Linked DNA regions of Homo sapiens: regions 2 and 3 are each linked to region 1. Evidence: read pairs that join two places in POLR2A ChIA-PET (ENCODE). Cell type or tissue: MCF 10A. All regions are shown on one strand.

What was found. ChIA-PET counts read pairs that join two places held together with the same protein. Peaks named below come from ENCODE experiments on the same cell type or tissue, not always from the same donor. Only the 100,000 strongest peaks of a DNase experiment are listed, where the experiment ranks them.
Region 2: POLR2A ChIA-PET joins it to region 1 with 12 read pairs; 2 of 35 experiments call an interaction of 5 or more read pairs at or near these places.
Region 3: POLR2A ChIA-PET joins it to region 1 with 10 read pairs; 2 of 35 experiments call an interaction of 5 or more read pairs at or near these places.

The regions. Positions count from the first base shown.
Region 1 is chr3:188,671,853-188,675,852 of GRCh38, reverse strand. The region is part of intron 7 of LPP (LIM domain containing preferred translocation partner in lipoma); the gene reads right to left. Among named protein-coding and RNA genes, the nearest start is that of MIR28, 15 kb to the left of the region's middle. In MCF 10A, no CTCF peak of the experiment used is centred here; a DNase peak (open chromatin) is centred at 1,862.
Region 2 is chr3:188,852,474-188,856,473 of GRCh38, reverse strand. The region is part of intron 9 of LPP (LIM domain containing preferred translocation partner in lipoma); the gene reads right to left. Among named protein-coding and RNA genes, the nearest start is that of TPRG1-AS1, 93 kb to the left of the region's middle. In MCF 10A, no CTCF peak of the experiment used is centred here; a DNase peak (open chromatin) is centred at 1,893.
Region 3 is chr3:188,817,404-188,821,403 of GRCh38, reverse strand. All of the region lies in intron 9 of LPP (LIM domain containing preferred translocation partner in lipoma), which reads right to left. Among named protein-coding and RNA genes, the nearest start is that of TPRG1-AS1, 130 kb to the left of the region's middle. In MCF 10A, no CTCF peak of the experiment used is centred here; no DNase peak of the experiment used is centred here.

The sequences.
Region 1 (4,000 bases):
CTATAACAAAGTCAGGCTTCAACATTTCTGAGGAAAAAGAACATACCTTTTCTGATACATATTAAAATGGTTAATATATGCCTATGTAATGCAAATGAGCAATCAGAGCTCACTAAGAACTTTAGAATTATTAAATGTTGGAGTTGAAATAGAACTTTTTATTCATCCAGTTCAATCCCTGTAATTCCAGAAGGACATTTGGGGCCTGAACGGTTACATGACTTGTCTAAGGCTATAAAGCCACTCGACAGTAGAAATAGAACTAGAACAATGATATACTGGCTTCTAAGCTTAGCACAGATTACTACCAACACCCCTTGATGTGTTGTCCTTCATATACAAACATACATCATCCAGAAGGCATATACTTGAAGCTATTTCTCTAATTTGCTAGGAGCTATTCACAGTCTTAGCCCCACCATTCTTTATTTACTTCTTTGCTTTGTGTGTATGCGTGGTTTGTTTGTTTGGTCTACTTGTTGAGCAGTTAAGGAAGCCAACTAATGAAAAATGAAGATCCAGGCTAGCTGTCCAGATTTTGCCATACCTCAGGGCTTGCCGCAACCCACTTCATTCTGTCTGTGAGAACTTCCCAGTATACCCTAGCCCACACTGGCTTGACACACTGCTTCATCTCTACAAATGACTCTAATCAGTACCACAAGTCTGAACAGCTGTTATGTAATCGTTCAATTCCTCCATCTTTTCATTTACCTTCCAGCAGGGCTGGTCCTCTTCTTTTGTATTATACTCATAACTAAGGCTAATGCTGTGGGAGAAATTTCTTCAAAAAATTTCTGAATTACTCCTATGCCCTCGTAATCACAATTATTCCAAACAGGGCAGGATTAGAATGGCACCTAAAAAGTAATATTGCCAAGGACTTATGCAACACAATAGTAATATTCATTCACACACTTCTAGTTGCTAAAGCAGCATGCATGTCCTGTGATAATAAACTTTGAAGTAATAAATATGTCACAGCCTCGGAAGGTTCCAACACTTGATCTTCTGGATGGTCTTTCTATGAGGTGGAAAAAGCATAGACTTTGAAGTCAGAGATGCCTAGGTTCAAAGTTTAGCTTTGCACACCTACTCTCGTACAAGGTATTTAATATCTCTGGGCTCCAGATTCCACATTGCAAAATGAGATGGTAAACCTTATCTAGCAGGGTTATTATGAAGATTAAATGAGAAAATGTAAAGAAGAAACCCAGCCCAATGTTTGTTGAAAAGTAGGTACTTACATAATCGTTTTCCTTTGTTACCTTTACTAAAATCATGAGATTATGTGAATTCAGCTAGAGCTTCGGTGCAGCAGTGTTAACAAAACCAATTGAGGTTCCCAAATTAAACATTTCCTTATGTAAGTTACATTGTGGTATGCTAAAAGATTTAAAGGCGTGACTCTATACCCAAGGCAGATTGGAGAAGGAAGGAAAGCTAAGACATTCCTGTGATGAGTAAAAAGAGAAGAGAGAAAGAAGAGGAATTAGGCACAAAATGGTAAAAAATTTACTTTTCGTGTTTACAAAAACAAAGTTGGGAAACATAGAGTTGAAGAGCAGGAGAAGGAAAAATTGTCAGGGAAGTCAAAGGTAGGAGCTTTTGAGATATAAAGCTTCCATCTATGTTCTTTTTTAAATTGTTGCAACCCTAGTATCCCAGAGTGTACTGTGTGAAAACTTAACCAAGTATAACTAGTTCAGAATGTGGCCACTCAATAGGCAGAAGGGCTTTTAGGCAAATTCAGCAAAAAGCCAAGGGCTCAGCAGTATATTCCAGAAAGGTATTGTGTTTGTTATGACATGCCCAACAACAGTAAGTGCTTATAATGGGTTTGGAATGTTCTTCCCTACACTACAAAGGAGTAAGATGCAAATGACCCAGGGGGTATATTTCATCAGTCATCTCCTAGAGAGACAGAATCTTATGCAATCTTCTTTGAAAAAAAAAAAAACAAAAAAGAAAAAAATTACAGAGACAGAAAGAAAGGGACTCTACCCTTCCTTAAGAGACTGAGTATTGGTACTGCTCATATTCCAATTTTTCTCTTTTCAGTTACTCCAATAAGTCCCGCCTCTCCTTCCTCCAGTTTGGCTGGACAAGCTAAGTTTTCACATCATGCACTCAAAATGGGGAAGGAGAAACTTGTCCATTTTCTCTATGTCTGGAGGAGCAGGAAGAGCCACAGTATCCAGAATCATAGCTTCAGGGAGAGGAAGAATGGTCACGATCTACTGGCTAAATGAACTCTTAGCTGATACCTGAATCCTGAAAAATGCCCCCTACCCATAATGTTTTAAAAGTCTCAGAGAGACCAAAGCATGAGCCTAATTATGATTGATGTTGGTACTAATTAAAATGGGGAAGTATTGAGAAAGTGCTACATTGATTAATTATAGAGGCTGTACACTGTCAAAGAGTTTTATAAATATTTAATAATTTATCTTAATATTGATGTGGATGAATACCACCTTCATTTTTCTTTGATATGACTCTACAGTGGTTTGTTGTTGTTGTTATTTGTTTCCACATATAGGGCCCTATGTCATTCATGAGATGATGTAAATTGACCAAGCTCACAGGGCCCTCAGAGTTAAAAACAAACAAACAAACAAAAAAACGGTACTTCTCTATTATGAATCTGCCCAGCTCACATTTAACTTCTCGTGACTGGAAATAAGCTTTCTTTTACTTGAACTTCCACAGGTTGTTTAATTTGTACTCCTTCAAAGCATATAACCAGTGATAAGAAAGTTATTTATATGCCTTTTTCTCTACTGGAACAGACAGACCATGTTGCACACACATTAATGGCCCAAATGGGACTTAATATAGCTTGGGGATTCTCAGTACACGAGTGCTGAATGGAAACAGAAAAAAAAAAAACAATAAAAGAAAACAATTTTTTCCTTAGAAATGGAAGTCAAAAACTAAATTATAGATAGTAAAATATAAAGTGATTCGTATATTATATTGACTCAATTCCTCCAGTTCCTCTCCTCCCAGGGTTTAGACCTTTAAAAGAGAAAACATACTATTGTCTTGGCAGCAGCTCCAGGAGCAACTCTAAAAGGTGTTGTCAAAGCAGTGGAGAGAAGGGAACGAGCTTATGGAAAGAACAAGCGATTGGAAAACAGTGAAAGGCACCAATCTTCAAAGGTATAGGAAGAGGAAGGGCACAGACAGCTTATTCTGCTCCTGCCTGCAGGGCAGCCTCTGCCCAGGGTTAAGAAGCAAGCTGGTAGCAGCAAATAGAAACAAAAATGGAGCAGGTAAAATCACCCTCTATCCCCACCACCCCCTCCATCAACGTACACACACTGTAAGTGAAGAAGGGGTAAAGATAAATAGCATTTTTACTCCAGTCCTTTAACCCTCCCTAACTCCATCCAACGACAACAACAAATTAATAAGAAAAAGTTGCATAAACAAAACCAAGCAAAACATGAGCCAACAAGATAATGTACCAAACAGGGTAAGCTCTGGAAAATGAATGGGGGTATGGGTGCACTTTCACTTTCTTTCATGAACTTCTGCACTGGATGATTAAAAAAAAAAAAGAGTCTTATAACAAACATTTGAAGACAAAAAGCTCACCATAAATAGCATTTGGGAAACAAACTGCCTTAGTATCAAGAAAGATTATAAACGTGAGTTTTGTCTTCCAGGAATGCAAATAGCTTCCTCATTTCTACCCCTCCCAGTTCTTGCTTAAATTCTTACGCAGTCAGTTCAGACTTGTTCAGTTTGATACCTCAAGTGTGAGCAAGAAAGCATTCAAAATGCAAACACGAAAATTAATGGAAAATTTTCAAGCGCTTCTATTTAAACAATGATTGCTATATGTCTTTTTGCCCTTCAGTGGCAGCTTTACTAGCAACCAATGAAGAATACTTATTTTCTTTATAATTAGATGCTCCACAAATGCAGTAAATGACACAAAAAGAGCATGTTTAGAGCTCTCATTTCTGGCTGACTAATTAGTCAATATTAT
Region 2 (4,000 bases), 180 kb before region 1:
CCTACATCTTGGTTCAACAGCCTCTGACTAATCAACTGAGCCAACTTCTATCATTCTTATTACTGGAGAGAAGTAGACAAGTATAAAATATATACACAAGTACCCATACTCCCTTGAATATTGAATATTGAGTTTGGAAAAATACAGATTATTTTGTTTTTGTTGTTTTGTCTTCAGCAGGTAATTTTTCTTGCCATGTATCTTATTTAGTTTACATACCTGGAATGCCTATCAAGTGATGGAGTAGTTACATACCATGCATTTAGAGTGTGTACAGAGAAGTCTATGAGCCAATAAGAAGTCTCATACAGTTCTCTGTCTAGTTTGCGGCAGTTATACTTGGCAAGGTCCATTTTCTTGACTTAACCGTAATCAAGGTCCAACAAAGCCCCTGGTACCCACGCCTGTGAAGCCCCATCTTAACAACCCTCAATTTTGTTACCTTTATTAAGAGTAGACATGAGGCCTTGATAGAGAAAAAGACTTATCTTTGGGTCACAGTGCTAACCAACCCCAGCACTAAACTAGAATTGCTGACATAGATGGTTACAGAGACTCTGTATGGCTCAGTGGCAAGGAGAAATAAAGCAGAAGTCAAGGGCTGTATTCCAGTCTTGCCAACGTCAGCCACCAGCAGTGAGTTTTGTACAAAGCATTTCCTCCCTGGGCCTAAATTCCGTCAGCTATAAAATAAGGGAATTAAGTTAATAGGGCTTTTGGTCCCTTGAAATGGAGTGATTTGAGGGCTGAACAAAAGCTTCAATAGGGCATGGTTCTTTGTCTTGTTCAAAGCATCACCCTCAGTTTCCAGAACAATGCCTGGGGCACAGAGAAGGAGCTCAGTAAATATTTTAGTAAGTAAATGAATGAACAATCATTTGGGAGTACTCCAAAGATTCATCCAACAGCATCTACTCCCATAGACATCCCCCAAATTTCATTACTATCCTCAGATGGCCTGCATCACCACACTATTTCAGCAGCCCCCTCTCCAGAGCCAGACTCTGTCTCTTTATCCTGTTGCTTTCTTCATAGTGCTTATCACTATGATATCACTTCATGAATTTAGTTGCTACTATGCTTCTGCCATGCTTATTGTTCATCTTACACTAGTTTGTTCAAGACACTACTGCATTTGCAGCCTCTGCGGCAGCGCTTAAGACATAACAGGCAATCAGTAAGTATTGGTTGAATACAAAATTAAATGACATTAAATAACCTAAAATCTAAGGCCTCTTACAACTTTTCTGTTCTTTATTCTACCTCAGCAAGAATATATCTTTTAAAGAAAAAATAGTGCTACATATTTCTCCAGGAATATAAATGATCTGAAGTTAATCACACAACATAGAAATTAGGAGAATGCTCTTTTTACTTACAGTATTTGTCTACCATGGGTAACTAACTCATCCAGGAGAATGTCTAAAACCCATGCTTAAGTGATGATGTTTTCAGCTATGTGTATACAGAGTAATGACTGCCTGCCTGCACATTTCAGATCAGAATTAAACCAGTTTGAGTCATCCATTAGAATCAAGATCTGCAAGCAGAGACTAGAAATGTTCCCAATACCATTCCACTCACATGTTGGTTCCCTTCAGAGCTGCCTGAAACTCAACCCTGCCAAGATGTTTATTATCTACCTGGCTTTATGAATTACAATTACTTCCTAAATTACAGTAAGCTATAAGTGGTCTGAGCCAAACAACTAGGGTCATGGAAGGGCTCTCTTTGTACTCCTGGGGATGATAGAAAAGCTTCTTTGAACCAAACTTGATCCTCTTTCAAAAGAAAGGGATAACTTTAAGCCTATAACTCCTGGGAGTGGCAAAGAGAACAGCCAGAGGGCCATGAGCTAACTTCAATTCTCTAGAGATCAGTTGAACAGATTTGGCAATCATTTGGCTTCTGTTGAGAACAAGGCCTTCTAATTGTATTTCTGCCAATGGAAGACAAAAGACAGCACATGACTTAGGAAGGCCATAAAGACATGCCAACATCATGGCTGTGACTGTGCGGTTCCCTTCCGAAGAGGGCACTGCTGATGTGTATGTCAAATGTCGGCTCTAGGACCCATTCATGAGAATTAAACCTCATGAGGAGCTCAAAAGGAAGCTGGTGAAGTAATTTGCTTCCCTTAAACAGTATCTTGGCTGTAATATTTTCTGACACTAGAAATAAAATAATTCCATGTTTTGATTCCTCCCCCACCCTGCCAAAAGTGATTTAGATTAACTAGGTATGAAACGCACAGCCAGGGAGTATAGGGTTTTCCATTCTATAACTGCTTAAAGACAAAGAGGCAGGAAATACAGATGTTTTCTCCTTGCTGTTGCAAAAGGGTGGTGGACTAACTCTTTCAGTGTCTCTGGAATGCAAATTTTCTTTCACAGTTTAGCAGTCTTTTTTGGATTTCAGCACAGTGAACTAACACTTTCCTGGATTCCAAGACCTCCAGAGAACCAGATGGATGACAGAAATTGGGAAAAAGAACCCACACTGCTTGAAAAAGGTATGAATTTCTCACTCTGCATTTAGCCAAAAAGCACTGAAAATTAGAAGAGTGAAATCACTTTTGGTTTGTTCAAATGCATGCCATTCTAGAGTTGTTTGTGGTGAGTAAAAGAAAAGGAAAAAAAAAAAAGAAAAAAATCTAAAGTGCTTCAATGGTTTGGAGTCTGTGTTCAGTTTAAGCTAGGAAGCAACTTTAACAGAGATGATATGTTTACTATCAAAGGAAAGAAAGATTGTAGATGGAAGAGATTACCAAAGACGATCAGTTTATATGCCTGTGCTCTAAAGACAGTGACTGCTCCCCAAAGCCAAACGTTTTAACTTGATGTTCAAGGCCCTTCAGGATGCTGTCCTACCTCCCCTGTCTAGGCCCCTAGCCTGTCACCTCTCCTACAACTCAGTCTTTGTTCCTGTCAACCCAAGCTTTTAAACACTTTGTGCTCATTGTTCTTTCATGCCTTTCCACCTGCTGTTGCCCCTGCCTTGAACGTATTTCCTTAACAAGTTACATACATCAAATTATATGGCCCATGATATGTGAATGTTACCTCTTCTGTTAATCACTCTCCTCTTCTGTTCTTTCACAGCACCATAGCAGAGAACCCAAGTATAGTGTTATCTGTTCATATGCTATGGCAAGTTGTAATTTTCAAAGATGACTACACCAAAACACATCCCATCTCACAATGTGATACTAACAGTCCACCACTAAGAGGTGAGGTCTTGGGAGAACCTATGCAACTGCCTGGCCAAGAGAATGTCATAGCAGTGATGCTGCCTGACTTCTAATGCTAACCTTTTTTTTTTTTGAGACAGAGTCTCCCTCTTTTTGCCCAGTCTGTAGTGCACTGGCACAATCTCGGCTCACTGCAACCTCCACTTCCCGGGTTCAAGCGATTCTCCTGCCTCAGCCTCCTGAGTAGCCGGGATTACAGGTGCCCGACACTGTGCTCACCAATTTTTTTTTTCTGTATTTTTAGTAGAGATGGGGTTTCACCATGTTTGGCCAGGCTGGTATCGAACTGCTGACCTCAGGTGATCCACCTGCCTTGGCCTCCCAAAGTGCTGGGGTTACAGGAGTGAGCCACCACACCCAGCCCTCCTAATGCTAATCTTAAAATGTGATATAGTTTTCTCTTGAAATACATACCTTTGAAGTCCTCAGTTGCTATCTTAGTTTGCTTTGTGTTGCTATAATACAATACCACTGACTGTGTCACTTTTGAACAACATAAATTTACTTGGTTTATGATAATGGAGGGTGGGAAGTCCAAGATCATGGTGCCAGCATCTGGTGAGGGCCTTCATACTGTGTCATTCCAGGGCAGAAGGCAGAAGGTCAAGAGAGGATGACAGCAAGAGAGCAAGAGGGAGTCAAACTCACTTTATAACATCCTACTCTCTCAATAACTAACCTACTTCCAAAATAATGGCATCAATCCATTCATAAGGGGAGAGCCCTCATAACCTAATCATCTCTTATTAT
Region 3 (4,000 bases), 150 kb before region 1:
ATTGGAATGACATTGGGCAGCTTTAAAAAAAAAATACTGATGTCCGTGACCAAACCCAGATATTCTGATTTGAGTGATCTAGGATGCTGCCTGGGTATCAGAGTTTTAAAACCATCCAGATAATTCTAAATATTTAGCTATAATTGAGAACCACTGTTTTAAAAACATGTTTCTTTTTAACTATGTGCATTACTTATTTTAAATATACACATTCAAAAGAATTCAACCTGTAACTAAAAGTTACATTCATTAGGATTTTTCCAACTGAAGTCTGAAAAAAAAATCAGAGGCTACAGAGAGGAATGGAAGAGAGAACTGTATCAGAAATCTAAACATGATGGTCACTTGTGCTGTCTGGTAACCAGGACAAAAGGGAGAATATGAATCAAAAAAAGATAATTTCTGTTAAAGAAGTTTAGAATGAATTCTAAGAGGAAATCATCTCGTATATGTAAACGATGACATGGACATGATGGAAAACATATTTATTAACAGTTTCATAGATAATACAGAGACATTTTCCTATACAAGTTTCGTATACTAACTTCTTATAAAAGCCAAGGTATAACGATGCTGATTTTGTGAAAACATTTCGGTGGTGAACTCAGTGAAGTAGTCTGGACTTATCGGAGTTAACGTTATATTTATTTACAATAAAAAGGATTATTTAAGAACACTAAAAATGAAAATGTATTATCCTTTTAATCTAACTTCCATTTATCTGTAACACAGAAGTTAATTTCTCAGTTAAGCACTTTGTGGTATGTAGATAGGACAGATTTAGGAAATTAAGTTGGGATATGTTAGAAATGGGCTATAGTGAGGAGAAGCAAACACACAGAATGTAGGAATTCACATTCACATATATGAAAGTAGGCTTTTGGACAAGAACATTGGTGTGTACTTTTGAGAAGAGTATTCCTCCTTTTATACCAATGAGTGCACACAGATTCACACAGATACAGACACAAAGAGACACACACTTTTTGTTTTTTAGTGATAACTTCCAAAGTAAATGTACAAATATTTGACTCAAAATAACTTGACATTTTCAGCCTGAGTCTCCTCTCCTCTGTTCTTGACTCAATTGAACACACACACACACACATACACACACAAACACACACACACAAACACCAGTTTCTAGGACAGCAAAACATATCAGGGAGTATAGTAAAGAAGTTCCAAAGGGGAAAAGCTTTTTTTGACTTTTAGCACATAAGCAATAATTTATTGCTAACAGCAGTTAATGTAATGGTTTGAGAAATGTGATTACCACACTTCCTTGGGAGAATCTGCTAAAAACAAAACTAACCCTATTACACAACAGTGAAAATAAGTCCAGAGTCTTGTGGATTATCCATGTGTAGCTGAAGTCACAGACACTATGTAACCTTCTGAAATTTCTAGGCTACTTCAAGTTAGAGTGCAAAGCTTCCCTTTCAGGTAAGATGGACAGCGATCTTAATTGCTTCGGTTTTCAAACTGATGGCTGGCAGTTAGTGGCTTGACATATAGGTTTGGGCACACTCCTGCAGTTCTAACAAACCTTCCCGTGGACCACCAAAGGTGAGTTTGCCATTCAAAGACCCCCTCATAAACCAGGCCTAAACTGTCTTTCTACTTTTATGTCTTAGTTCCTTCACATTCCTGCCCCTCTGCCTGAATCATCGCCACCCATGTGTTCATTTTTTCCACCTCCAATCCCTGGCTGAAGCTCACCTTTCTTTTTCCTCATTCCCACCGAACACCATCTGTCAAAGATCATACTCCGTCTTCAAAATCCAGAACCCACCTCCTCCACAAAGTATTCCCTAATTGTGTAGTTAGAATACATTCCTTCCTCACTCAGTTTTATGATTCTATTACAATACCCTTCAACAAAGTCAATTTTCATTTTTTTGAAAGCTACATTTTTCCTTCCTTTTATCAATGCCCAGGGTATGGGGCCTTGTTTTGTGAATCCTGTAGCCTCTACAGTGAGGCATGCAATAGGTATTCAGGGTTTTTTTTTTCTTTATAGCGAAAACTTGGGTACACATGGATGTAAAGATGGGAATAACAGACACTTGGGAATCCAAAAGGAAGGAAGGAAGGAGGGGGAGAAAGGGCTGAGACACTTCCTGTCAGGTATTATGTTCACAGTGTGGATGATGGGATCGATAGAAGCCCAAACTTCAGCATCACACAATACAATCTTGTAACGAACCTGCATATGTACCCCCAAAATCTAAAATTGAAATTAAAAGAAAAGGATAAAGTGTTTAGCATTTTAAGACCTGACTAATCAAATACTGTCATACAGGAAGAGATGGCAAAAACATTGTAAGTAACACACACACACACACACACACACACACACACACACACACACACGACCCCCATGAGTTGCAACTCTTTAGACAGAAAGGTAAACAAATCATTCAATTATCATCAACTGAATTCTCATGACAATTACCAGACAATTATCTTCATAATAAATTATCTTATCTTCCAACAGCCAAAGTTAAGTGGAAACCAGATCTGACCAGCAAAAGCCTGGGAAGGAAGCTGGTGTATATTAGGTATTTGCAAGGAGTTGGGCACTTCACATATATAACGTTCATATAATATTAACAACTCTGCAAGGGAAGGCTTATTCCATTTTTTTATTTGAAGAAACTGAGCCTCGGAGAGGTTAAGCAATTTGCCCAAGGCTACACTGTTAGGAAATAAAGCTGGGATACAAACCTGGGGCAGTAGAACTACAAAGTCTAAACTCTTTCCATCCTACCAAGCTGCCTCTCAATCTCACATATAAATAGCTCAGAATTTTACTGAAGATTAACAGGAGAGTGATTCTCAAACTACTTTATATTTTTGCAGGGCCTTAGAGTAACACCTGTCCAACTGACATGGAACCGTGAAAGTCCAGAGTCCTGTGGACTATCCATGTGTAGTTGAAGTCACAGACACTACGTAATCTTCTGAAATCTCTAGTCTGAAAGATTCAAGGTAGGGAATAGCTCAAGAGAGAAAATACCAATAGAAAGTATTATAATACTCAGAAGAGCTTGAACCTCAATAAACTGAGGATACATACTATCAACTATTAAATAGTTCTGACAGATTACACCTATTATATGTTATTATTCACAAAAAGCATATTAGCTGTACTGGGGGAAAAAAAGGAGGATTAATTAGAAGTTATGAAACTTGGAATTCAGTTCAGAAAACCATGAACTTGCTGTGGTGTCTTGAGCAAGTCATTTTTCTTGCTGGGTGTCATTTGTGCCTGTTTGCTCAATACCGGGATTGATTACAGGATATGCACCCGTTACTTCTAACATTCTGTAAGCCTGAAGTTAGTAACTTGTAGACCTACAGGACCTCACTAGCAGAGAGGAGAGATTCTGCTCATGCTTGCACTCTGAACATATTTGATACGCCTTAGAATATGATCCCTGCAACTTTCCTAAAAGCATGTATAGCCAGTTGAGATACTAAGATAATAATCGTGTGGAAGAACAAAAACGTAAACTCTTAAACAGGTGTCTGCAGGTGGTTCCCTTGCTGCATTCCTTTGCGGTGAGCCCAGACATTTCCTTGCCCTGTAGTATCTGTTTCTCCACCTCAGGTTAGGTTTTGAAATTTTAGTTTTTAGACAAACACAGGATCTGGTTTTCCATTTTTGTTCTGTATACAAAGTGACGTTAAAACCATTTCAAAGTCAAACAGGTCTCCTCTCCATCCCTCAGCCCTCAAGAATTCAAACAGGGCTGGGTTTTGTTTGGCAGCAGGGAGTGGCAGTAGCTGTGAAAATGCTTGTCAAATGTAAGAAGGTGTGATATGCTTCAGGAAAGAAAATTGCCAGGAGCAAGAAGGATAGAAAACATGGCATACGAATTGAAACAGCTGCAGAAGAGACATCCAGTTTGTTATATCCATTTGTGTATCTCTATAATACAGAACTAAGTGTTTTAACAGCCCTTTTGAAATTTGAAAATGGATCTTCCATCGA